Regions from separate parts of the Mus musculus genome. Here regions 1 and 2 are each linked to region 3. The links are chromatin loops, found by intact Hi-C in ENCODE. Cell type or tissue: left cerebral cortex. All regions are shown on one strand. Each heading gives the region's core, and the rest is flanking DNA. Links, peaks and the distances in the headings are about the cores only.

Evidence for each region. Hi-C counts contacts between places; a loop is a spot of excess contacts. Peaks named below come from ENCODE experiments on the same cell type or tissue, not always from the same donor. Only the 100,000 strongest peaks of a DNase experiment are listed, where the experiment ranks them.
Region 1: a loop joins it to region 3, with 2.2 times the contacts of the local background. A loop is called at or near these places in 2 of 42 quality-filtered maps.
Region 2: a loop joins it to region 3, with 2.6 times the contacts of the local background. A loop is called at or near these places in 5 of 42 quality-filtered maps.

What each region holds. Positions count from the first base shown.
Region 1 is chr17:84,638,140-84,646,231 of GRCm38, forward strand. It overlaps Dync2li1 (dynein cytoplasmic 2 light intermediate chain 1), which reads left to right. Exons shown (of 13, transcript NM_172256.2): 6 at 4,733-4,919; 7 at 5,966-6,034; 8 at 6,580-6,657. Among named protein-coding and RNA genes, the nearest start is that of Dync2li1, 16 kb to the left of the region's middle. In left cerebral cortex, for the core only: a CTCF peak has its summit at 3,949 (motif pointing right); DNase peaks (open chromatin) are centred at 4,003, 4,336 and 5,017; H3K27ac peaks cover 1,750 bases.
Region 2 is chr17:84,622,606-84,630,697 of GRCm38, forward strand. Dync2li1 (dynein cytoplasmic 2 light intermediate chain 1) reads left to right here and starts at 3,870. Exons shown (of 13, transcript NM_172256.2): 1 at 3,870-3,971; 2 at 5,680-5,797. The coding sequence starts at 3,964. It overlaps Gm26066 (a small nuclear RNA gene), which reads left to right and starts at 1,801; the gene lies at 1,801-1,905. In left cerebral cortex, for the core only: a CTCF peak has its summit at 4,050; DNase peaks (open chromatin) are centred at 3,852, 4,334 and 6,227; H3K4me3 peaks cover 1,342 bases; H3K27ac peaks cover 444 bases.
Region 3 is chr17:84,462,295-84,470,386 of GRCm38, forward strand. Thada (thyroid adenoma associated) reads right to left here and starts at 3,914. Exons shown (of 38, transcript NM_183021.3): 1 at 3,800-3,914; 2 at 2,063-2,207. The coding sequence starts at 2,138. In left cerebral cortex, for the core only: a CTCF peak has its summit at 4,115; a DNase peak (open chromatin) is centred at 3,971; H3K4me3 peaks cover 1,568 bases; H3K27ac peaks cover 763 bases.

The DNA.
Region 1 (8,092 bases), core at 1,333-6,332, 180 kb after region 3:
AAGCATTGTTGGGTGTGGTTCCCTCTTCTGGAGTGGCCCTTAAATGAAGTCAGATCTCGGTTGTTTCCTCTCACAAGCCTTGTGCACCATTTGCACCAGCACATCTTGTAGGCGGGACACTGTTGTACACAGAAGGGTTTGTAGCTGAGTTGGTGTGTACGTTTCTCCTTCAGTAGTGCGCAGAGTACCTTGTTGTTCCAAAGACGCTAGCCCACAGGGGTGAAGGCTCTGTGTAGTCACCAGCTTGATTTCTCTGTGCTCAGTGTGTTGTGTAGATGTTGCCTTTAGCAGTGGGGCCTTGTTGCCAGTTTGTGGAGAGCAGCCTTGACAACAGCCTAGGTTGTTTGGGGATTGGAATGGAGCCCCTTTGGCCAACAATTTAATTAGGTGTAACCTGTTCCCAGTACTGGAAGCTTCATTTGGTGACAAGATGCTCAGTTAGGCTGTGTATATACATGGAGGCCCTTCAGTTAGGCTGTATATATACATGGAGGCCCTTCAGTTAGGCTGTGTATATACATGGAGGCCATTTAGTTAGGCTGCGTATATATATGGAGGCCCTTCAGTTAGGCTGTATATATACATGGAGGCCCTTCAGTTAGGCTGTGTATATACGTGGAGGTCCTTCAGTTAGGCTGCATATATACATGGAGGCCCTTCAGTTAGGCTGTGTATATATATGGAGGCCCTTCAGTTAGGCTGTGTATATACGTGGAGGCCCTTCAGTTAGGCTGTGTATATACACGTGGAGACCCTGCGATTCTGCTTATAAATACCTTTTCCCTGGGACATTAGTTGTTGAGGGGGTGTTGTTTGTTTGGTTTGGTTTGGTTTTCTTTTATTTTGTTTTGGCTGGTTGGTTGGTTTGTTAAGAAAAACTTACAGCTACATAGTTTTACATTTGACGTTGTTGTTGTTGTTGTTGTTATTGTTGTTGTTGTTCCTTACTTTCTTTCTTCCCTTCCGCTGCTTCTTCCTCTTCCTCTTTCTTCTTCCTCTTCCTTTTCCTTCCTCCCACTTTTTTTTCTCAAACAGGATTTCTCTGTTTGAGGTAGTCTTAGCTACCCTGGAACTCTGTAGACCAGACTGGCCTTGAACTCAGAGATTTCCTCTGCCTTCGGAGTGCTGCAATCAAAGGTGTGCACGGCCACTGCCGGGCTCTTGAATGGACTTAAGCAAAGCTTCCTAGGAGGTAGCACTTTGTAGTTGACCATTGAGAAGAGGCAGTAAGAGTGGAGATGGGGAGGGTGGGGAGGAGCTAAGAGCCCGCTGCCACCTTGTGTTGCCAAGAGGCAGGAAGGCTGCAAGCAGAAGCCCACTTCTGCCTGTACTAGGACAGACTTGTATACGACTAGGACAGACTTGTGTACGACTAGGCCAGACAGACTCGTGGAAATTCGGGTTTCTACAGGAGGTGAAAACTTTCCATGTTTCTTTAATACCTCACTGTGTGGGGTCTGACATGTCCTTAGGCTCCAGGACAGCTGGAGCCAGCTTTGGGAGAGAGGAAGGACCCGGTTGTAATGAATTAGGCCCAGGTCTGGGTCCAAAGTTGGGTGCGGTTAGTGAGGATCTTCCTTCCTGTAGTTGAACCACAGAGAGTTTTTAAACTGGAATTAGTTTAACACATAATTTTCTTGTTTAGGGCAAACCCCAGCACATTGAGAAACTGACATATTGTCACATGCAATTAGATATTGTTTACCCTTGACATAATGTTCATAGAGCAGACTTTGGTTTGTAAGGGTCCACAGTTCGCTGAAGAATGGCTCCCCGGACTCAAATCGTATGTAAATGCAACGAGTGTTTTATTCTGCACAAGTCCCACATGCTGGGCTCTCCCATTCATTGCCAAGATAGAAAGACACCCAAGTGAGCTCACAGTCCGATTTAAAGCACATTAGGGAATTCCAGGGTAGGTGACCTCCATGCTAATCTGCTGGGACCATCTCTACAGACATTCCATTACTGGGGTGTGGGGGCTGGAAACTTGCTGGGGAGGTCTGGAAACTGTTACTGAGGAAGTAGCTGAGGAAGTCTGGACACTGCCGCTGACCCATTGTCCTTGCCTCAGGCCAGGTGGCAGGGGCGGCTTCTGAGGCCTGGACTGCATGGACTTGCCCAGTTCTTGGAAACAGAAATTTAGGCCTCGTCTCCGTAACTGCCCACTTGAAGCCTGGCATGGAGTCGGCCTAGCCCTCTCAGATTAACTTGCAAAAGAACATTTCCTGTGGACCAGTCTCACTTTAAGAATTTTTAAGCTGTTTACTTAGCTAACATTTTCCATAAAGAAGGGACAGAGAGACACAGTGCTAGAAACAAAATGTTAGGTAATCTGTCCCTGTCCTGCCTGCTTTCAGGGTTAAAAGTGATTTTTATGTTGTACTATTTGACCATAGTAAAAAGGTTATGACCGTCTTATAAAACAGAACCAAACTATGATACGCTAAAGCTCTAAGAGTAAAATTAGTTTCTTTACTAGTACATATTTAGTATATGAGTCTTTAGAGAAGCAGACTGTTTATAAACTTAATTAGGTGACATAGAAAGACAGTAATTTTACAGATATGTTTGCTATTAGTATCTAAAGTATCCTTACTAAATTGAGACCATGGGCACAGAATTTAGATATTGTTTTGTATGCATTACCCAAAATAGCTGGTTTGACTGACCCCACAAAAAACCTGAATAGCATCATTTTTATCTCCTAGCAGAATATTTGCCTGTTGAGTAAGAATGTTGGCTCTGAGTCGGGCGTGATGGTGCACAGATGGGACGCCAGCACTTGGGAGGCAGAGGCAGGCGCATCTCTGTCAATCCCAGGGCTGCCTGGTCTACAGAGTGAGCTCCAGAACTGCTGGGCCTACACAGAGAAACAGAGAAACTTTGTCTCAAAAAAAAATTGTTGGCCATGATTAAATGTCTACATACTTATTCTGACCATTTTCTAAAGCATTCGTGTGTGTGTGTGTGTGTGTGTTTGTGTGTGTGTGTGTGTGTGTGTGTGTTTCAGTTGGCTAAAATATACACAACATAACATCTCCCACTGATGTACGTCTTGGTGAGGTCTTCTGCGGCTTTGAGCACATGTCCACGGTTGTACAGCCAGCACATGTCCACGGTTGTACAGCCAGCACTACCACATTCATTCCTAGGACTTCGTGGTCTTCCTGCAGGAAAGTTCCTGTGGGCTCTTAGCAGTTTGACTCCATGGTGTCTTATATAATGAGGTCATGGAGTATTTGCCTTTTTGTAGTTTATTTAACTTAGTATAATGTCCTCAAGGTCATAGTATAGCATGTGTTGAACTTCCCTCCTTTGTAATAGTGCGCAATGCTTCACCATCTGTATATCCTACGGTCTGTTCACCCATCAATCCGTCCATGGACTTTTGGGCTGTTCTGCCCTTTGGCTATCGTGGATGCCGCTGCCATGAACACTGATATCCACATCCTGTTTCAGTCGTAGCTTCCCCCTGGGCATAGTGGCTCGTGCCTATAATCCCAGCAGTCTGGGACCTAGGCAAGCAGATGGTTCAAGGCCAACCTTGGCTACATAGTAAGTTCCAGAACAGCCAGGGCTACAAGGTCTCAAAACACAAATAACAAATATTCTTCAGAATTTGGGCATAGACCTGGAAATGGAATGTTGAACCACGTGGTGTTTCTGTTGTGTTGTTTCAGGAACGCCACACTGTTTTCCAAAGCTGCTACACTGTTTTATACCCTTGATGCACAGTTAAATTTTCTGTATTCTCAGCAGCACTTACTTCCTATGTCTTTTCTTAGATAACAGCTACCCTAACGGCTGTGAGCACACTCTCATTTTGACAACTTTCTAATAATTGAAATTGTTGAGCATTTTAAAAAATTTTATGTGTAGTGTTGTTTTGCCTGCATGTTATGTGTATCTGTGTACCACATGCATGCAGTACCTACAGGGGCCAGCAGAGGGCGTCAGAACCCCCTGGAACTAGAGTCATAGACGCTTGTAAACCAGGGATTGAACCTTCTGAGCCATCTCTTCAGTCCTCAAGCATCTTTTCATGTGCTTCTTGGCCAACAGCTATCTCTTTGGAGTTATTGGAATCTATTTTTAAATGGGTTGTTTTGTTGTAGAGTTTAGATTTAGATTTATGTTTAATGTGTAGGAGTGGAGCCCACTGTCTGTGGTGATGGCAGTGTCCTCTGCTAATCAGAGCCGTGTTTTCAGAGAGAGAGAGAAGTATAGCTGGAAAACAGACGACTTTGATTTAAAAGCACTTTTCCAGCTTACTAGTTATATAAATAAGCGCTTCTAATTTCAGATCCATAAAACAGGCATCAGCACATCTAGGGAAACTGCCTAGAAAAAGCTTAAGCAAGCCCGCTGGCTTCCCAGTAAGGCTTGTCAGTGTGTCCATTCCCTTCCGTATACATTGCATTGCTGCTGACCTTGGCACTGAGATTTTTGCTCCTTTTCTGTGGAGCACCAGGTAAAGTCAGGTCTAAATGTGGCATCATCGGACCATTCGCGTTCAGCTTCTCTGTCTGAACTGCATCGTTCTTAGCTGTCATACTGAGTACCAGTAGGAAGGACCAGAGTACACAAGGCTCTAAGTGAGCTCTCACTCCGTCTTGGAATAATGGCATGCTGGGTTTTGTAACTATATTAGATAAATTTCAGGACATTTCACATCTCAAAACAGTTACCACGAGGAATCTCTTTGTTTACAGCTGTTTTATCTCTTTAGGACATTTTCTATTGTTCTTGTTTTGGATCTTTCCAAACCTAATGATCTTTGGTCAACCATGGAAAATCTGTTGCAAGCCACAAAAAGCCATGTAGACAAGGTGATAATGAAGCTGGGCAAGACAAGCTCCAAGGCTTCGGCCGAGATGCGGCAACGAATGTGGAGCGTGGTGCAGAAGGACCATCCGGTGAGCTTCCCGGTTTGTTCTGGCCTCAGTGCCACACCGAGTAGAGACAGTACCTCAATGCAGCTTCTTTCATTTTCTGCATGACTTAAAATGTGTTTGATGTAAATGAACTGGTTTACTGGAAAATTACAGCAATTTCATAAACCTCAGAAAGAGCCAGAGAAGGGGAAGACGCTGACGTCTCCTCGTCAGACATCTGCCGTGTTCACTGCGATGAACCTTACCATAACTCAAGAGAAAGGGAGTTTTAGAGCAGAGTTCTGACACTGATTGTATAATCTTTGTAAAATGAAGATGAAAATCCGGGTTGAACTGGGAGAGGCTGGCTGAAGCTACGGACTGAAGCAGGAGCTGAGAGTCAGCTGCCTCCCCAGCAACAGGCGTCTGCATTCATTCAGTGGCTGTCATGTGACACCCCCCCCCCCCCCCCCCCGCCGCCATCCCCAAACTATCAAGTCCTAGAGTTGCTGTGGTGGCAGCACAAGGTTTTAGATACAGTTGGAATGTCATCATCTAGAAAACTAAGAGAAGCATTTCCTAGTGTCCATAGTTTGTGCGCCTGTGTCTTACAAAGTATCAGGACCAAATTCAGCCAAGCAGCACGCACTTTACATAAATGAGAAGCCCCTTAAAGATGATGTCCTTGTAGGGAAGCCCAGCAGTAGCCGGGTGGAGCACTCAGGAGGCAGAGGCAGGCATGTCAGAGTTCGAGGCCAGCCTGGTCTACAAAACAAGTTCCAGGACAGCTAGGGCTACACAGAGAGAGTCTGTCTTGGAAAACAAAACAAACAAACAAACAAACAAACAAACAAACCAGAGTAGCAGACCACAAAAGTGAATGGGCGCCATGGTGTTATGACAATTGCCATTTCTGGCTTCACACTTAAAATATAGCACAAAGTGAAAGTTAATATCATAGCAAACTCTATTTCAGAAAATATGGTCAACATCAATGACGAGAGTAAAAGGTGTTTTCTGAAGTAAACAGAAATTCCTGAGGACATAGCAATACACAACTATAATCAAGTATATCTGTTTATTAACAGGACCGGGAATTAATTGACCCATTTCCAATACCTCTGGTCATTATTGGAAGTAAATATGATATTTTCCAGGTAGGTGCTTCTATGTCTAGCTGTTCATGGGGCATGTGTAGCTATGCTTTTATGGGAAAATGATGAAATAAGAACAGTACCTCTGGAAGGGACCAGCTCAGAGACATCCATGTAAAAGATGTTAGAAAGGACGGTATGATGAGGACATCCCAAGGAGTTCAGGAAAATGAGCCCATTGGTTAGAACGGGGCGAGGCAGAAAACTTAAAAACAAATCTTAGCACTGAGGGATAAGATTTACTCCCCAACTGTAAACTGAAGAAAGTAGGAAATTAGTTTCTTCTTATCTTGGCTTGTCAGGGAGTCCTTAGGGTATTGCGCAGGATGAAATGTGTGCTTATATCTGGACTCTCTGAAGCCAAGCGTTTAAACAGATCTGATAGCAGTAGGAGACGGCGGCTTGTTCAGTCTCTCCAGATGTGAACGTGGAGGTGACCGAGCCGGACTCCTCAGGGTGGGGATTTAAAAACAAATAATGTGTTTCTCCCCAAGTGAGCTGTTGAGTCCTCTGGCTTATTTTTTCCTTGTAATGATTTTCTTCCACAGGATTTTGATCCTGAGAAGAGAAAGGTGATATGTAAGACCCTGCGCTTTGTGGCACATTACTACGGAGCCTCGCTGATGGTCAGTGCCTCCCTGCCCTCTGGGTGTGTGGAGAAAGGAGCGGGCTGCCCAGATGGGAATAATAGAGACCTGAGCTCGCCCTGCCCCTTTCCTTCTCACTTCCAAAGCTCTGCTTAGACAGGGCCCCTGCAGAGCCCTCTGCCCATGGCCTCCCCACCTTCCACGGCTTGTGTCTGTAAGCCCAGGCAAGCTTCAGAGATATGTTGGTGTGTTCACACATTTTTATTTTTGTCTTCAAGAATTAGAATCTATATTCCTTCAATGGAAGGGCCCGGGAGGAGGGGGGCAAGGGCGGGATTTTAATAAGATGGTGTTTTATGTAAAAGCAATGCTGGTATAGAGGTTAAAATCATGAATTTTGGAGTCGAGCTGCCCAGGTCAGTGTCACTGTGACCAACTCCTTGTCAGACAAGGATTCTGGACCAGCCACCTAAGCTTTGCATCCTCTGAGGTAAAAGCAGATGGGAACCGTGCCTGCCTGCTTCGTGAGGAGGGGTGCGGGCCTGAACTGTGGAGCCAGTGAATAAATAGCCCACCTCAGGAGACGGATGCATGGGGCAGGAAGTGCTCAGGTCCAAGGCGGCCTGAGCGTCTCAGAAACAACCCGAAAAGCACAGGGTTGTAATGATCTTCCGAGGTGGGCCAGACTTTGCTGGTTATCCTTTAAACAAAAGATAAAATGTAAAACTATTTTGCTGAAAAATACTACCTTAATTTCTGAACTGCTTTTGCTAGGCAAACTTAAAATGTTTGCACGTTAAAAGAGTAATTGTGGGAATTAAAATACTCTACCTTTTCTGAGCCTCTATAATGAGACCCTGTCTCAAAAACAAACAAAACAAACAACAACAACAAACAAGGCTATCTTAGCTGTTGAATAAATAGTTGGTGGTTTGCTTTCCTGAGTCAAAGTGCTCAAAGAGAGTAGAGCCCCAGGGCAGGGTGGAGCCTGTTGCTGCCCCAGCTGAACGAGCTCTGTATTCTGTGTATGTTCAATATCTATGCATTTAGAGCACTTCCCATTTCTTTATGTGTTCTCTTTACCTTCTTAGCCTGAGCTCTGTCTGCCTATACGTCAGGCTTTGGAAAGTCTTTTTGCCATTTTGAAAAGAACCAGTGGGGAGGAAGTTTCTAGTTCATTCATTTCTGCTAATGAGTGGAGAGGAGCACCTCCGAGGGTGGGAGGGGTGGCTCTGGGGAGGACACGGGGAGGAAGGGGAACGAGGGGAGGGGGAGGTGGGGGAGACGGGGGGGGGGGGGGCGGGGGAGGGGTTCCCAGCACTGAGCTGACTCAGGAGCACCAGCAGGAGTGGAGGGAGGGGTTTGAGAGGCAGCAGATGGTGAGATGAGTTGGTGAGAAACCTTGAGTGCTCTCCCACCCCTCGACCCTGAGAAACATTTGTGCTTAGGCTTGCTCCTCGCCCCTGTGGTAAAA
Region 2 (8,092 bases), core at 1,247-6,246, 160 kb after region 3:
TTACCACAGTACAGTCTTAACTCCAAGAAAAATAATTAGATATAAGGTATTGATATGTTGAATGCTTATTTCTTCTGGGTAAACTTCCTTCACCAGTTTTCTTCTTCCACACTTTTGTTCTTTCTCTTTTTGAGTGCTAAGGACTCAACACAAGACTTTTCACATGCTAGAGAAGAATTCTACCAGTGAACCCACAGTCCCTGTTTCTCTCTCTCTCTCTCTCTCTCTCTCTCTCTCTCTCTCTCTCTCTCTCTGTGTGTGTGTGTGTGTGTGTGTGTGTGTGTGTTTGTGTGTGTGTGTTTCCTGTATACCAGTTTTTCCTGCAAGAAGTTTGTATAACACTGAAAACAAAGGAGACATAAGAACTCTGTCACTTTCCTGGCTGCTGGTGTTAATAGTCTCCATATGGTCTAGGTTCCTCCAAAAAATCCTCCACACAGCTGCAAAAAATTATCTCACTGAAACACAGAACGAATCAAGGCATGCCTGTTTTAAAATCTTATTTGGCTTCTTATAACCAACACAGGCAAACCCAGACTGCATGATCCTTCCCAGCACTCCAGCCTACCTGCCCAATGTGTGCTTCTGCCTCAGCTCCTCAGGGGCCTTCTATCCTTCTGGGCAATACATAACGCTCCAAACAGTTCCCATGTGCACCTATATATACTGCAGTAGGCAGTATAAAACGTGTTCCTCTGCCACCACCAACTTTAAAATCCTTGAGCCTTCTTGAAGTGATGCAGAAGCGGGCTCAAATCTTTACGTCCCACTTTGCTTTATGACTGTGACAAAGACCATGAGCAAAAAAAAAAAAAACAAAACAAAACAAAAAAAAAACACCTTGGGGGAGGAAAGGGTTAATTTGAATTATGTGTCCAATCACTGACAGAAGTCAGGGCAGGAACTTAAGCACAGCAGGAACCTGGAGGCAGGAGCTGATGCAGAGGCCATGGAGGGGTGCTGCTTACTGGCTTGCTCTCCATGGCTTGCTCAGCTTATTTTGTTATACTGCCCAGGACCACCAGCCCAGGGATGGCACTGCCCATAGTTGTCTGGGTTCTCTCGAATCAATTATTAATCAAGACAAATGCATCCACAGATGTGCCTATGGGTTTATCTGACGAAGACAGTCCTACGAGTAAGGTTTCCTCCTAACAGATGGTACAAATCTAACCAGCACACTTTGTTATTGGATGTCCTCCATAGTCTCGGCATTTGAGCACTAGGTGCCCCGTTGGCAAACTTCATTGTTTGGAGAGGTTTCATAGGTCCAGCCTTGGTGAAGGAAGATTACCACCCGGAACAGGTTTGGAGAGTTTAAAGACTCCAAACCCTGTAGTTTACTCTCTCTCTGCTCTGTGGTGTGAGGTGTGTAAGCTCTTAGCTCTCTGCTCCTGCTCCCTCAACTGTTGCTTCTTCCCATGCCCTGCCCCCACTGGACTCTAACCCTCTAGAACTGTTAGCCAAAATAAACTAGCTCTTCTGTAAGTTACCTTGGTCTTGGAGTTTTATCCTAACTGAAAGTAACTAATATGGCATTGCACTAAAGAATGATTTCCATCTGTACAGGAAGAAAGGTCACTTTCTTTGTTCAACTATGAAACCTCAGTGCAATTAAAGGAGGAAGACAAAACTCAGCTGCCCAATCAGATCAACTGAGTCCACCTTGAGTTCATGCAGATGACCAGGGCTCAGACAGATAACCCTTGATCAGTGGTTCTCAACCTTCCTGTTCCGTGCCCCCCTTTAATACAGCTCCTCATGTTGTGGTGACCCCTACATAAAATTATTTCATCGCATGCTTGCTTCGGAGGTGCATATCCTAAAATACGAATGATACAGGGAAGGTTAGCATGGCCCATGCACAAGGATGATGTGAAACTTCGTGAAACATTCCATATTTTTCTGTGTCCAGTCCTGCAGTGACTTGATGCACCGGGGTGGTCTGGTACCCAAGGGGGCCTTGCTGTACCCAGAAGAGAAAGGGAAGGATGGAGGGAGGGAGGAGTGGGGGGGGGGCACTGAGAGGAGAGGGGCAGCTGGGATCCGGATGTAAAGTGAATAAATGGAAAAAAATTATTTTGTTGCTACTTCATAACTGACTTTGCATCTGTTATGAACCATGATGTGAATGTCTGGTATGCAGGATATCTGACATGTGACTCCTGTGAAAGGGCCGTTTGACCTCCCACAGGAGTCACGACCCACAGGTTGAGAAGCACTGCCCTTGATCTTTCCCGTTTACCAAACTCCCTCCTCCAACCGTCTCTCCTGGTTAACCAAAACAGTTACAGCCTTGAAGAGGTACCTGGCAAGTCGTGCCTAGGAAATGACATTAGCCACCGTAACTGTTATCACAATGGTTGTTAATACCTACCTGACTTCCTAAACAGCATGCTAAACCCAGGAACAGATTGTAAACCCAGAATCCCAAGTCATTACAGTAACAGGAGTTCACAGGCCACCGGCTGGCTAGCACCAGAGCGCAGAGGGCAATGAGTGAGGAGTGTTCGGCTGTCTTTGAAAACGTCCTTCCTCCACTGAACACCTTCGCCTCAGACCTTCTGACCTGACTCTTTCCTACACTTTGCTTCATTTCCAGGAATATACTCCTTCTGTCTCTACATTCAAATCTGCCAATAGGGCTGAGGTGGTAACTCGTGGTGCAAGGCACCTGCCTGGCTTGCAGGAGACCTTGGATTCATTCAACCTTCTGCATGCTAGGAACTGAATCTCAGCTCATCTTATTCCAAACCCCAATGTTCTTATACGTCCCACCATAGAAACTGAACCCAAAGGCTTGGAGAGAATTTCCTTCAGACATTCAGGGATCTGGGACCTGGGTCTATTCAACATTCAGAACAGGTCAAATAGCAAGCCTGTCATGAATGCTTTGTCAACTGCTTCAGCTGTGGTCACTTTGTACCTTTCCTACAATAGCTTGCTTTCCCTGAGTTATGATTACAATTAGCTGTGTCCATCTATTTTAAAAGGGTTTGTATCTCATGTCTTACTCTGTATTGCCCAGAGCAATACTCTATATAAGTTTGTGGGGATTCCTGCCTATGTATAAAGAGCCCACAAAGTTCAAACAAATATAAGCCCTCCTGCATAAAACAAATTAAGTATGTAGGAGAACACATACTTCATTGACTTATTAATAAATCCACTGCTTCATAAAACATCATACATCCAAATGTTCAGAAAACTGGACAAAGCTGGGCAGTGGTGGTACATGCCTTTAATCCCAGCACTTGGAAGGCAGAGGCAGGCAGATTTCTGAGTTCGAGGCCAGCCTGGTCTACAGAGTGAGCTCCAGAACAGCCAGGGCTACACAGAGAAACCCTGTCGAAGAAGAAGAAGAAGAAGAAGAAGAAGAAGAAGAAGAAGAAGAAGAAGGGGGAGGGGGAGGGGGAGGGGGAGGGGGAAGAAGAAGAAGGAGGAGGAGGAGGAGGAGGAGGAGGAGGAGGAGGAGAAAACTGGGCAAAAAGTTTGCACACCTTGTTCCTTGTTTTGATTTTAACAGTTGAAATTTTTTCCTCCTATGTTTTATTAGGTAACTGCCCAACATTGTTTCAGCTTCCAAATCATGGCACTAGAGGAAAAAAGTAACGATAAGAGAGCAGAGGCTCCTGGCATGCAGTCTGCACTCCGTATAACTAAAAACAAAAACAAAAACAAACAAAACCTTCAAGCCCCCAACATTTTCATTCCAGATGCACAAGCATGCTCACCATATCATCTGGCATCCTAGGGCTTGATGCTGAATACGGAGAAGTAAGCCGAAGGTGGAGAACTACACTTCCCATGAGGCTGCTCTTTGGGACGCAACCTCGGCCGTGACGTCGTTGCCATGGCAACCGAGGAGCCTGCATTCTCTGGCCCAACTAGGTGTTTGCAGCCTGCCTGGGTCAGGGTTGTTCCTCACGCGGAGCCCAGGAACTCTGGGGCGGCGCAGCCACCATGCCCAGGTATTGCTGAACCGGCCTGCGGGGCTCTCACGACCTGCCCTCTTTCCCACCAGAATAGGGAAGGGATACGGAAGGTTGGAGCAGAGGTACCCAGCCCTGGCGCTGTGGGCGATGCGGAGCTGGTCGGAGCAGTAGTACCTCGCTGTCACCACCCTCCATCCCTATCCCACCCTCCTACTCAACCCCCTCAACCCCTCCCTCCCTCCCCGCTCCCCGCCCCCCCCCGACCTATAACTTGAGGATTCTGTCACAAACTAGAAAAAAAAGCGACTTGAAAAGATCTTCAACTCCATCCATTCGCTGATTGCAGTGAAGTGTTTCAGATAGCCACATGCTGTTGCGGGCCAGGGCATGGTGGTGAACCAGACCACAGAGCCTTCTCCCCAGGGGCCCCTGCCTGGTGTCACAGGGCTTCTGTACCTTGGAGGAAAGTGTAACATCTCCTTGAAGGCGCAGAGTTGGGGGTCTTGATGGCTTATGAAATACACTTGAACATTTATCTCTACCAGGTTCCTTTAAAGTACCCGAACCTCCCTCCGAATGGCCTACAAAGATGTCAGGGAGAGGGCCAAGGGTCCACCAGGGCGCAGTATGATCCACTTTGTGGATCAGAGGCACAAGCTGCGGTAGAGTTTATGAAGTTCCGGGCTGGAATTGAGTCAGCTTAGGTTACTGTAGTGAAACTGTGAGTGCGGGGGTTTTGTTTCTTTGTTTGGGTTTTGGCAGATTGAAGAACCCTTTCCTTTCCCTGGGTACTTGAGAAACAGAGAACCATATTTTGGGGGACTGGTGTGTAAACAGAGCAAGCAGAATCCTCGGCCTGTGAAATAAGAGTTCAGATCATTCGGGATTTCGATTTTGACTTTGTCTTCCTGTTTTGACATTTTAAAACACTCCCGTTTTGTTTGTGGGGTTCTGGGAATTGAGCAGGCACGGTAACGGCTTAGACTTTATCACCAGCCCTGATTCAGGTTCTAGTCTGGTAATAATTATAGGCCATCAATAGCTTTTGTGGTTTAAAACTAAATGAACAGTGACAATGTAACAATCACTGTGGCCCCCAAAGCAGATATTCTTTTTTTTTTTTATTGACATTTCAGAGACAATAGATTTGAACTAGAGGATTAGCATAGAGGCTTGCATGCATTAGTTGCTCAACAAATACTTGGTGAGGGCTGGAAGATGGCCCAGTGCATAAAGTCCTTGATGTTCAAGCATGAGGACCTGAGCTGGTAAACCTAAGGTGCGGGACCCATGTCTGTAAACTCGGGACTTAGGAGGAGGGGTGGAGACAGGCGGGTCCCTAGAGCTTGAGGACAGCTAGCCTACCCCAAGAGGGCAAATAGGCATGCTGTCATTCTCTTTGCTCTTGGCTGTGGGTGTGACTGTCTGGCTGAGGCAAACTGCTGTGGCCTTAACCTACCGACGCACCGTGACTCCTGGATATATGAGGAAAATAAATCCTTGCCTTGTTGCGGTGTTTGCTCACAGCAGAGGAATGGATGCTAGGGCGCTCTGTCAGTACTCTTCACGAGCCGTTTCCAAGTGAAGATAGTTAGAAAAAAAGTCCTCTAGTGTTTTACCTAGCTATTGACTATCAAGAAATAGTATTTTTATAAATCTTACTGAAATAAAATTTCTCTGCGGGAGATAAATATCTCTAAGGATTCCTTTTGTTTCTGTGCCATTTGTCTTTCTACTTATGCAGTGAAACTCTCTGGGAAATCGCAAAAGCTGAGGTAGAGAAACGGAGAAGTCATGGGAGCGAAGGGGACGGAGCTGAAATCGGAGAAAAATCTGTTTTCTTCATTGGCAGTAAAAACGGGGTAATGCTTTTAATAGTTTTCAGTCTTCACAATGTAGCGATTGCCTTAATATATTGATAAAATTTACATATTCTAAACTCTTTAATCAAATGTCCACCCTGATTTAGCATAAACTAGAAAGGGCTTATCGTTGATCGGGGGTAAGTTATAATCGTGAACAGAATGTCTGGAAGACTTTCAACTATTTTTATGTCATAATTTGACACAGTTGTGCCTTCTGCTTTGATTGCATAGAAAGGCCAGGGTCCTCTGAGTCAGCCCCTCAGTAAGTCAGTCTCTTAATGGCTGTCACACTGCGGACTCAGTGACTTCACTTTTAGGAATCTGTAGGAAGGATGACTGACTTGTGTTAGTGATGTTATGAGAGACTTAGTCGTCGTCGTGAGAGGTGTGAGGAGAATGAAATGGCACTCCGCATCCTCTGTGAGGTCAATTGAGTGCATGGAAAACGTGGGATGTGGACACCCAGCAAGAGTGGGTGTGTCATGCCCATGCACAGAATTCCTGCGTGTGAGGAGGGGCTGCTAGCAACATTGTCCACAAAGGATCAAGGCTTGTGAGCCTCCAGACGCTACAGCCTGTGTAGCATCGGGCTGGCTTCTCTTTGGGGTTAAAGTTACTATTCATTCTCTGACCGTCTTGCTTACACATGAGGCCACTGACAGGCAGCTTACAGAAACTAAGTTCTGAACCGGTGAGGCTGCCTGAGAAAACCTCTTTGTTTCAGCACCTCCTCAGAATTGTCTCCAGAACACCAGACATCCCCATTTGGGGTTTTCATCTTCATTGTTATTAAAAATGATATTTACTGGTATAAATGATTATATAACAAGAGACGAGTTGGAGTGGAGAAATGGCTGAAGAACTCCGGCTACTCTTCCAGAGGACCTGGGGTTGAGTTCCAGCATCCACATGGCAGCTTATAACTAGCTGTTTCTCCAGTCTCAAGGGATCAGAAGCCCTCTTGTGCTCTCCTCAGGCACCAAGCATACATGTGCACATACACATATAGGCAAAACTCCCATACACATAAAAATAAATAAATAAATAAATAAATAAGAGATTAAAAAAGTAAAAATATGTGTTTAATTCACTAATGTGAATTAAAATAAGCAGGGTGAAAATTTTATATATAACCTGTTCTGTTGTATTAATGTGTTATATACTAATTAGTATTTAAAAGATAATTTATGGATGGTAAATGTTAAATCATTGTATTTTCATTTTATTTTTAATTTCTGTTCTCTCCAAATTTCTTATTGGCTCATTCACTGCAGTTTTTAATTTAAATCTTGCACACACAAGCATACATGTCACAACACACAGACACATATATGTCACAACACACACAAGCATACATGTCACAACACACAGACACATATAAGTCACAACACACACAAGCATACATGTCACAACACACAGACACATATAAGTCACAACACACACAAGCATACATGTCATTCTTGCGCACGCCCGTCTCGCCAGCAAGAACGACGTGCAACAGGATCCTTCTGCACACATTTATTGGGAGAACTTGATTGCAGAGGCGAAAAGACCCCAAGCCCAGAACTGGTGCTGCTTATATAGGCCTAGGAGAGGCGTGTCTCACACCCGGATTGGTTATGCACTATACCTCATTTGCATGTTCCTCATCTGATTGGTTACTCTCTCTCAGTACCTCACAGAACCTCATTAACATACCTCATTTGCATGTCTCACATCTGATTGGTTATACTCTCAGAACCTTATTATCATAGCTCATTTGCATGTCTCACATCAGATTGGTTATACTCTCAGAACCCCATTATCATGCCCGGGCCAGGCAGTGTCTTGGCAAAAAACTTTACTGCATATGTACACATTGGTTGTTTGTCCAAACTTATGCGTGGTGGCCAGCAGTAGCCAGCGCCACTCTGCAACAGCACATGTGGCTTCTCACATGTCATAACACACACAAGCATACATGTCACAACACACACAAGCATATATGTCACAACACACACAAGCATATATGTCACAACACACACAAGCATATATGTCACAACACACACAAGCATATATGTCACAACTCACACAAGCATATATGTCACAATACACACAAGCATACATGTCACAACACACACAAGCATACATGTCACAACACACAGACACATAAATAAAATTCTCATAGGAATTATTTATCTTCACAGTTTTTAACCCAACATGCTACATGAGTTTGCTATTGTGAGTAGAATCATTTTCTTTCTTTGTAATATTTTTTTAATTTAAAAACTGTTTTGTTTTGTTTTGGTTTTT
Region 3 (8,092 bases), core at 2,097-7,096:
TGCTGTGAAACACCGTGTGCCCACACACACACTTACTGCTCTAGTCTGCACTGCACTGCTGTGAAACACCGGGTGCCCACACACACACTTACTGCCCTAGTCTGCACTGCACTGCTGTGAAACACCACGTGCCCACACACACACTTACTGCCCTAGTCTGCACTGCACTGCTGTGAAACACCGCGTGCCCACACACACACTTACTGTCCTAGTCTGCACTGCACTGCTGTGAAACACCACGTGCCCACACACTTACTGTCCTAGTCTGCACTGCACTGCTGTGAAACACCGTGTGCCCACACACACACTTACTGCTCTAGTCTGCACTGCACTGCTGTGAAAGACCACGTGCGCACACACACACACTTACTGCCCTAGTCTGCACTGCACTGCTGTGAAACAGCACGTGCCCACACACACACTTACTGCCCTAGTCTGCACTGCACTGCTGTGAAACACCGCGTGCCCACACACACACTTACTGTCCTAGTCTGCACTGCACTGCTGTGAAACACCACGTGCACACACACTTACTGTCCTAGTCTGCACTGCACTGCTGTGAAACACCGTGTGCCCACACACACACTTACTGCTCTAGTCTGCACTGCACTGCTGTGAAACACCGCGTGCCCACACACACACTTACTGCCCTAGTCTGCACTGCACTGCTGTGAAACACCACGTGCCCACACACACACTTACTGCCCTAGTCTGCACTGCACTGCTGTGAAACACCGCGTGCCCACACACACACTTACTGTCCTAGTCTGCACTGCACTGCTGTGAAACACCACGTGCCCACACACTTACTGTCCTAGTCTGCACTGCACTGCTGTGAAACACCGTGTGCCCACACACACACTTACTGCTCTAGTCTGCACTGCACTGCTGTGAAACACCACGTGCCCACACACACACACTTACTGCCCTAGTCTGCACTGCACTGCTGTGAAACAGCACGTGCCCACACACACACACTTACTGCCCTAGTCTGCACTGCACTGCTGTGAAACACCACGTGCCCACACACACACTTACTGCCCTAGTCTGCACTGCACTGCTGTGAAACACCACGTGCCCACACACACACTTACTGCCCTAGTCTGCACTGCACTGCTGTGAAACACCACGTGCCCACACACACACTTACTGCCCTAGTCTGCACTGCACTGCTGTGAAACACCGCGTGCCCACACACACACTTACTGTCCTAGTCTGCACTGCACTGCTGTGAAACACCACGTGCACACACACTTACTGTCCTAGTCTGCACTGCACTGCTGTGAAACACCGTGTGCCCACACACACACTTACTGCTCTAGTCTGCACTGCACTGCTGTGAAACACCACGTGCCCACACACACACACTTACTGCCCTAGTCTGCACTGCACTGCTGTGAAACAGCACGTGCCCACACACACACACTTACTGCCCTAGTCTGCACTGCACTGCTGTGAAACACCACGTGCCCACACACACACTTACTGCCCTAGTCTGCACTGCACTGCTGTGAAACACCACGTGCCCACACACACACTTACTGCCCTAGTCTGCACTGCACTGCTGTGAAACACCACGTGCCCACACACACACTTACTGCCCTAGTCTGCACTGCACTGCTGTGAAACACCGCGTGCCCACACACACACTTACTGTCCTAGTCTGCACTGCACTGCTGTGAAACACCACGTGCACACACACTTACTGTCCTAGTCTGCACTGCACTGCTGTGAAACACCGTGTGCCCACACACACACTTACTGCTCTAGTCTGCACTGCACTGCTGTGAAACACCACGTGCCCACACACACACTTACTGCCCTAGTCTGCATTGCACTGCTGTGAAACACCGTGTGCCCACACACAAACTTACTGTCCTAGTCTGCACTGCACTGCTGTGAAACACCAGACCAGAAGAAGACTGAGAAGGACAGGGTTTACTTATTTTCTCTCACATGTCCCAAGTCCCAGTCCCTCAGTAAGGGAGGCCAGGTTCCAGCGATTCACACACTCTGTTTACAAATCTGTTCACTGGACAAATGAACTGTCAAAATCACATACATCTCAAAGTTTCCATGTCCTGATGACAGACAGTCAGCGCAGCAACCTGCATTTCTCTTTTCTTCTTCACACCCATCTTACACAGGATGAACAGCGCTCTGCAAGAAGGAAGAACTTGAGGCAGTGGTCCAGTGGAGAGTTTCTCCTGCAACAACAGTGACATTTGAGGCCACGTGTCTCTTACTGAGGATGGTGGGCTGTGCACCGTAGGGTGCTTAGAGCCTCCCCAGCCTGCACCCCATGAGATGCCAGGATTATCTTACTACCAACAAATTAAGATGACCAATAGATATCTCCCAACAAAGCCACTAGTGAGTGACAATTTCTGAGCTGAGGAGATCTGGTTTGCCAAACAAAATCTGTGGGCTTTTTGTTTAAGGTTTTTTTACTACCTTGAAAATGGGGGGTTTCATTATGTTGTCCTTAAATGAGGTGCTGCTTTGAAGGAGAGATTTCTTTTGTCCCATTTAATAATTAGACATTCTACGAAAGCTTTGAGGATACAGATTCCAGCTTAAGTCAAAGGCAGACCTCCGTGGCCACTGAGGAATGGTCTACCTGCAGACCCTCCCAGGCAGAAAACGACTCAGCATGCGTCACTTAAACTCCTGACATAGCTTCCTTGTTGTCCCTACTTGTCTCTGAAGAATCAAAGCAATCTAACCATGCACTTGCTTATAAACTTCCCAAAGGTTTTCCCTTGCACTAAATAAAATGCATTAGTTACATCCAAATTTGGGTGTATGGCCTGAAAACAATCTGGCCCCAGCTTCCTCTGCCATTCATTTCAGATTTCTTTCACAGCATGTATTACTACCTAAGATTACACTAACTGGCACACCTGTCTATTGCCTGTTTTTCCTAGCACTAAGCTCCATAAAGGTTGCAATGAACTGAATAGTTGTGTTCAGTGTTCCCGTTCTTAACTCCTTAGTCGTTCATGCATGTAGTAAATGCTTTATTAAAATTTCATGAACTAAATCAAGGAATTCTTAATTAACAATTGCTAGAGATATTATAGGAGGGACATATATACTTTTAGAAGGAAGGTGGGCTACCTGGTACCTAAAAGGACATGCTACAGCTAAGTGGCATACCGCTCCAGAAACTGAAGCATTTATAGTCCATTTGGACGGCAAGTCACTACAGCAACGGCAAATGAGCAGTCAAGCAAAAAAGTTAATGAACACAGCCAGACAGAGAGACAACAAGGAAAGGCCTTGAAGTTCTGGGTTAAGTTTAGGGAAATAATTTCCCAAACGAGCAGCCAGCGTGCAAAGTACTGAGAAAGTACTGAGGAAGGAAACTGAGGGGACACTTGTGATTTGAAATGGCAAGTTTGCAGCAGTATTTGATCCCGGAGTCCTAGGGACTACACAGAGATAGACTCGGTGATTCTGCGCGTTCTAAGGGTAAACGTGTGTCCGGGTGAACTGGGCCGGCCCAGAGCCGAAAATCCCGGTTCAGCCTGATGGGCATCTGCCCATAGGTGCCACTTGCTGCTTCCCGCCCATCTACATCTACACCTTCCCGACCGCCTCCCACGTGGAGTCCAAAGACTGACAGAAGGACGGATGAAAACGTGGTTCAAGGGCTGTCTGTCTCCATGGAGACCTCAGCGCCCGGAAGCCACGGCTGGCACCCTCGGGGTGGCCTGCAAGCTGCCCCGGCCGCGCTGTGGCGAAGTCGGTCCCCCGCGCCCGCGTGCCTGGCAGGCAGCGCGCCCGCGAGCCAAACCTCGTGCCCGAGGACGTCTGCAAAGCGTCGCCACCTCTGGACGAGACCCGGAAGCCCGTCAAGTCTACCGCGTCCCTGCGGCTTGTAACGTGGTGCGCGATCCAAAAACCGGTCCCCGGCGAAGGGAGGCAGGGCTGGAAGCTGGCACGGAAATATCGCGAGAGCGGCCGAGTGCCGCTCCTCCAATCAGAAGTGAGGGTGGGTTGTGACGTCATCAAAGAGGGCGTTTGCGAGGGGATTTAGAGAGCCCGCGACTAAACAGTTCTTGATAAGCGAGCCTATGATGGTGACTGCTGGGAATTGCATGCCCCTCACCTCCTTCTGGCTGGCAGAGCAGCAGCCTCCACACCTCTAGGTGTCAGGCCGACATTTCTGTTCCAACCCAGACTTTCTACATTCACTGTGCCCAGCGCAGAGACAGGCAAAATCTACACTCGGGGACGGTTGTGCCAGGGACGGGAACTGAAGCCAAGAGCAACGACTTGAACTCCACTGTCCGAGCCTTAAACGCTGCCTTAAAGGCTGCATCTTTTACACAACTCACAGACTATCTTGCAGTCCAGTCCTTTAAAACTGAGTAAAAATTAGAGACCTATATCACCTTAGTAAGGAGCTGGGACAAGGGACAAGATCACAGAACGGACAAGATGCTGAAAAGGCCGGGATGCTGGCCTGGGCTCTGAGATACATAGTTGGGAAAAACAATGAAAATTAGGTTCATCAGGTGGATGGCTTTTCTATCAAACTTTGTATTTCTTTGTGGTTTTGCCACGTGTATTGTGAGACCCTGACTTAAAGCGTTTCTCCTTGAAAGGTAAAGCCCCTAAAACATTTCCCCAAGCTTGTTTTCCCTGACCTATAAAAATACAGCTAGAAAGAAGCTCTTTGTTCTCTATAGCCAGCAAAAAGCCTTTTTGTTTCTATACTTTACAACCAGAGATGCGATAATTGTAAAAGACCCAGCCAGCACTTGCCTGGCTTCCTGTGCCAAGGACTCAGGGTTAGGGTTAGGGGAAGATAAAAATTCAGAAAGAACTCACTCCCCACTCCTTCTGCCTTGTAAATTTCACCAAGGACACTCCGCCCAACTCTTCCCAACTCCTCAGCTAGCTATTAAAAGCCCCCTACTGTCACTGGGGTCATCGGGGTCGGGTCAAACTCCCCTGACCTGCATGGCGGAAGGAGTTTGTCCTCAGCTAGCTGATAATAAAACCTCTTGCAGTTTGCATCAGTGTGATTTTCTCTCCCGTCTTTGGGGTGCTGGCCAACTTATCCTGGGACTTGAGCGGAGGCCAAGCTTCAGGGGTCTTACAGTATCACTAAACAATAGCTTGGTTGATTTTGTGTCTGTTATCCACCGATTCACATCTTTTGGCATTGCTTTCAGGTCACTCACCTAAAACTGAGTGGTGACAATTCTTTGACTCACTGTTAATATGCCGTTCTCTACTGTGCTGCATTTGTGCTGATATATATGGACATTTGCTCTGGAGGAGTCCAGAGCAGAGGGGTGGGAGCAGGGCAGGGGACTGGACATAGCCGGGGATAGGGAAGCAGGACGGATGTGGCAAGAATTGTGTAGGTTATTAGTAGGTTATTATCAGGGAAGCCTGGCTACTGTTAAATTAGAGGAGGAAGTGGAAAAGGCCAGGATACTAATCTGTGCTCTGAGATGCCTAACCAGGACCTGTGGAAAAGGACCAGAAGAGTTTGGAGGCTAGCATTGGCTCTGGTGTGCACCAGAGGTGCATGTCAACAAGGAGGAAGATGTCTTCTTTGCCAGAAGCAGGGAAAATAGGAGAAAGGCTCTTCCTGACAGACAGAAACCATTCCTCAAATTTCTGAGGAACGCTGAAAATGTCAGCAATTCTATAGGGCAGCATGAGCTGAGCCAAGACTGTCATTTTGGACCAAGTCAGTGGGCCTGCTTTTTAGGGCTGCCTGGGGTTTTCCTAATAGTAACAAACTACTGATAGTCTGGGGGTCCTGAAATGATACAGTCTAGAGGTTTGGGTTAGGTTAATTTTTTTCAGCCAGCTAAAGAATTAAAATGCAGGAAAAATCTGGAATGCAACAGTAGCAGAAAAGAAATCTCAAACAGCAGACAGAATCAGCAGTTGAAGAAAATCCCTACTCCCTGGTCAAAAATAAGTATGGGAATTCCTGAGGGTGGTTGGATACTGCTGGCCATGGATAATGAGATTTGCTGAGACAGTCAAGCCCCTCTATGCCAGCTCACGGACAGCCCAGTCCTTAGAATGGACTGAGACCGAACAGAGGGCCTTCAAAGCCATGAAAGGCCCTGATGTCTGCCCAGCCCTGGCCCTCCTAGACATTACTAAGCCTTGTGCATGAACGATGCCAGAGGCACTGTCAAGGGGATTTTCATGCAGACCCGGGCAGCCTGGAAAAGATTTGGTGGCAGATCTATCTTGCGCGCGCCCCCAACTCGCCAGCAAGAACGACACGGCAACAGGATCCTTCTGCACACGTTTATTCAGTCCTGTTTCTTCTTTCTCTATATCTCCCTTGTTTATATCTCTCCCGAACCCTGGGCCTCTCACTCTTTTATACTCTCAGTTCCCATCCACGCACAACAGGCCACGCCACCTCACTAGGCACACAGCTTCAGCTAATCAGGGCAGCAAGGGCATATCTCCATCAAAATGGATTCACCGGTATCCTGGTACACCTGCGCAGCTCTCAAGATGTTTCTGGCTTATATGAGGAAGTCAGGTGCAAGTCATATGACTTAGCTGCAGTCCCTGGCGCCTTTGGGACTGCTGCCACACCCGCTCCTCACAGATCTGTACAAGAAACTTGACCTGTTCACAGCTGGATGGTCAGCAGTTATGAGAGTCATTACTGCCACCACTTTGCTGGTAAGAGAAAAAAAGCTGACGGATTAACTTTAGCACACAAACTGACAGTCCCACATTCTGTTGAGACCCTCTTGAGGGGAGCATCCATGAGATGGATGTCTAACTCCCAGATGATCCAATACCAAGCCCTGCTTTGGGGCAAACCGGCATTCGGTTCCACAAGACATCAGCCATCAACTCCTCAGGTCCCCTGCATGACTGTCTTGAGGTGACTGACCCGATCCAGTCTATCAAGCTTGATCTGACTGGTGTACCATTGGTAACACTGGATGAGGCATTGTTCACAGATGGAAGCAGTTTCATCCAAGATGGAATATACAAGGGCAAAAGTAGTGACTTAAGATAGAACTAACTATTTGGGCACAATCTTTAAGCAAGGGAACCTCATCTCAATGAGCTGAACTTTGACTCAAACATTCCACTGGGGAAGACAAGGCTGTCACCATATACACTAATAACACATACTGACCAGACTGCCCCAAGAAGTGGCCTTAAAACCAGTAGGGACACTTCAAGTCTTGATAGCCCTGCCTGAGCCCCACTTCCTGGACCACCTGGCATGGGCTAAATAAGAACTGGCTACCCAGCATAAACAAAGATGATGGATGCTGCAAGGCAGACTGAGAAGGCAACTGGCTTTGGATCTCCACCAAGTCACCCACCTAGAGACCACACAAACTGCTGAACTCCTCAGACCCAAGTATTATGTTCCAAATTGGGAAGCCTGATTGAAGACACCACTTTTAGATATGCCACCTGGGCTCAGGTAAATCCCAGAGGGCGAAGGAAGGTCCAACAAGAGATCCAGGCTTGAGGAAATGGGCCTGGGGAGCATTGGAAATTTGACTTTACTGAAATTAGGCCTACTGATTTGGCTATAAATATTTGCTGCCATTTGTAGACACCTTCTCAGGATGGGTGGAGGCCTACCCCACCCAAACAGAGACTCTGTCCAATCCTTACTAAAAAAAAAAAAAAAAAAACTTCTAGATTTGGACTACCCCTAGCTTTGGAGTCTGACAATGGCCCAGCCTTTCATGTCTCAAAAGTGTCTCAAAATCTTACAAAGGTATTAAATATTAATTGGAAATAACAGTGTGTGTAAAGCCCACAGAGCTCATGCCAGGTAGAAAAGATGAATAGAACTCTTAAGGAGACTGACCAAATTGATCCTGGAAAACTGACAAAATACGGGGCCAATTCCTCCCCATCCTCTGGGCAGGGCCTGATGTGCTCCTTACAGGAGGGGCTTCCTCCTTCTAAAGTTATGTTTGGGAGATACCTCCCATCCTCTCCAAACTCCGAGAGACTTCTGAGCAGAAATGTATGATCGCCCCTCTCTCCAGTCCTTGATGGCATTGCAGGAAGCTTGCAGGGCCATTGACTGGACTGTGAAGGAGTCCTGTCATCT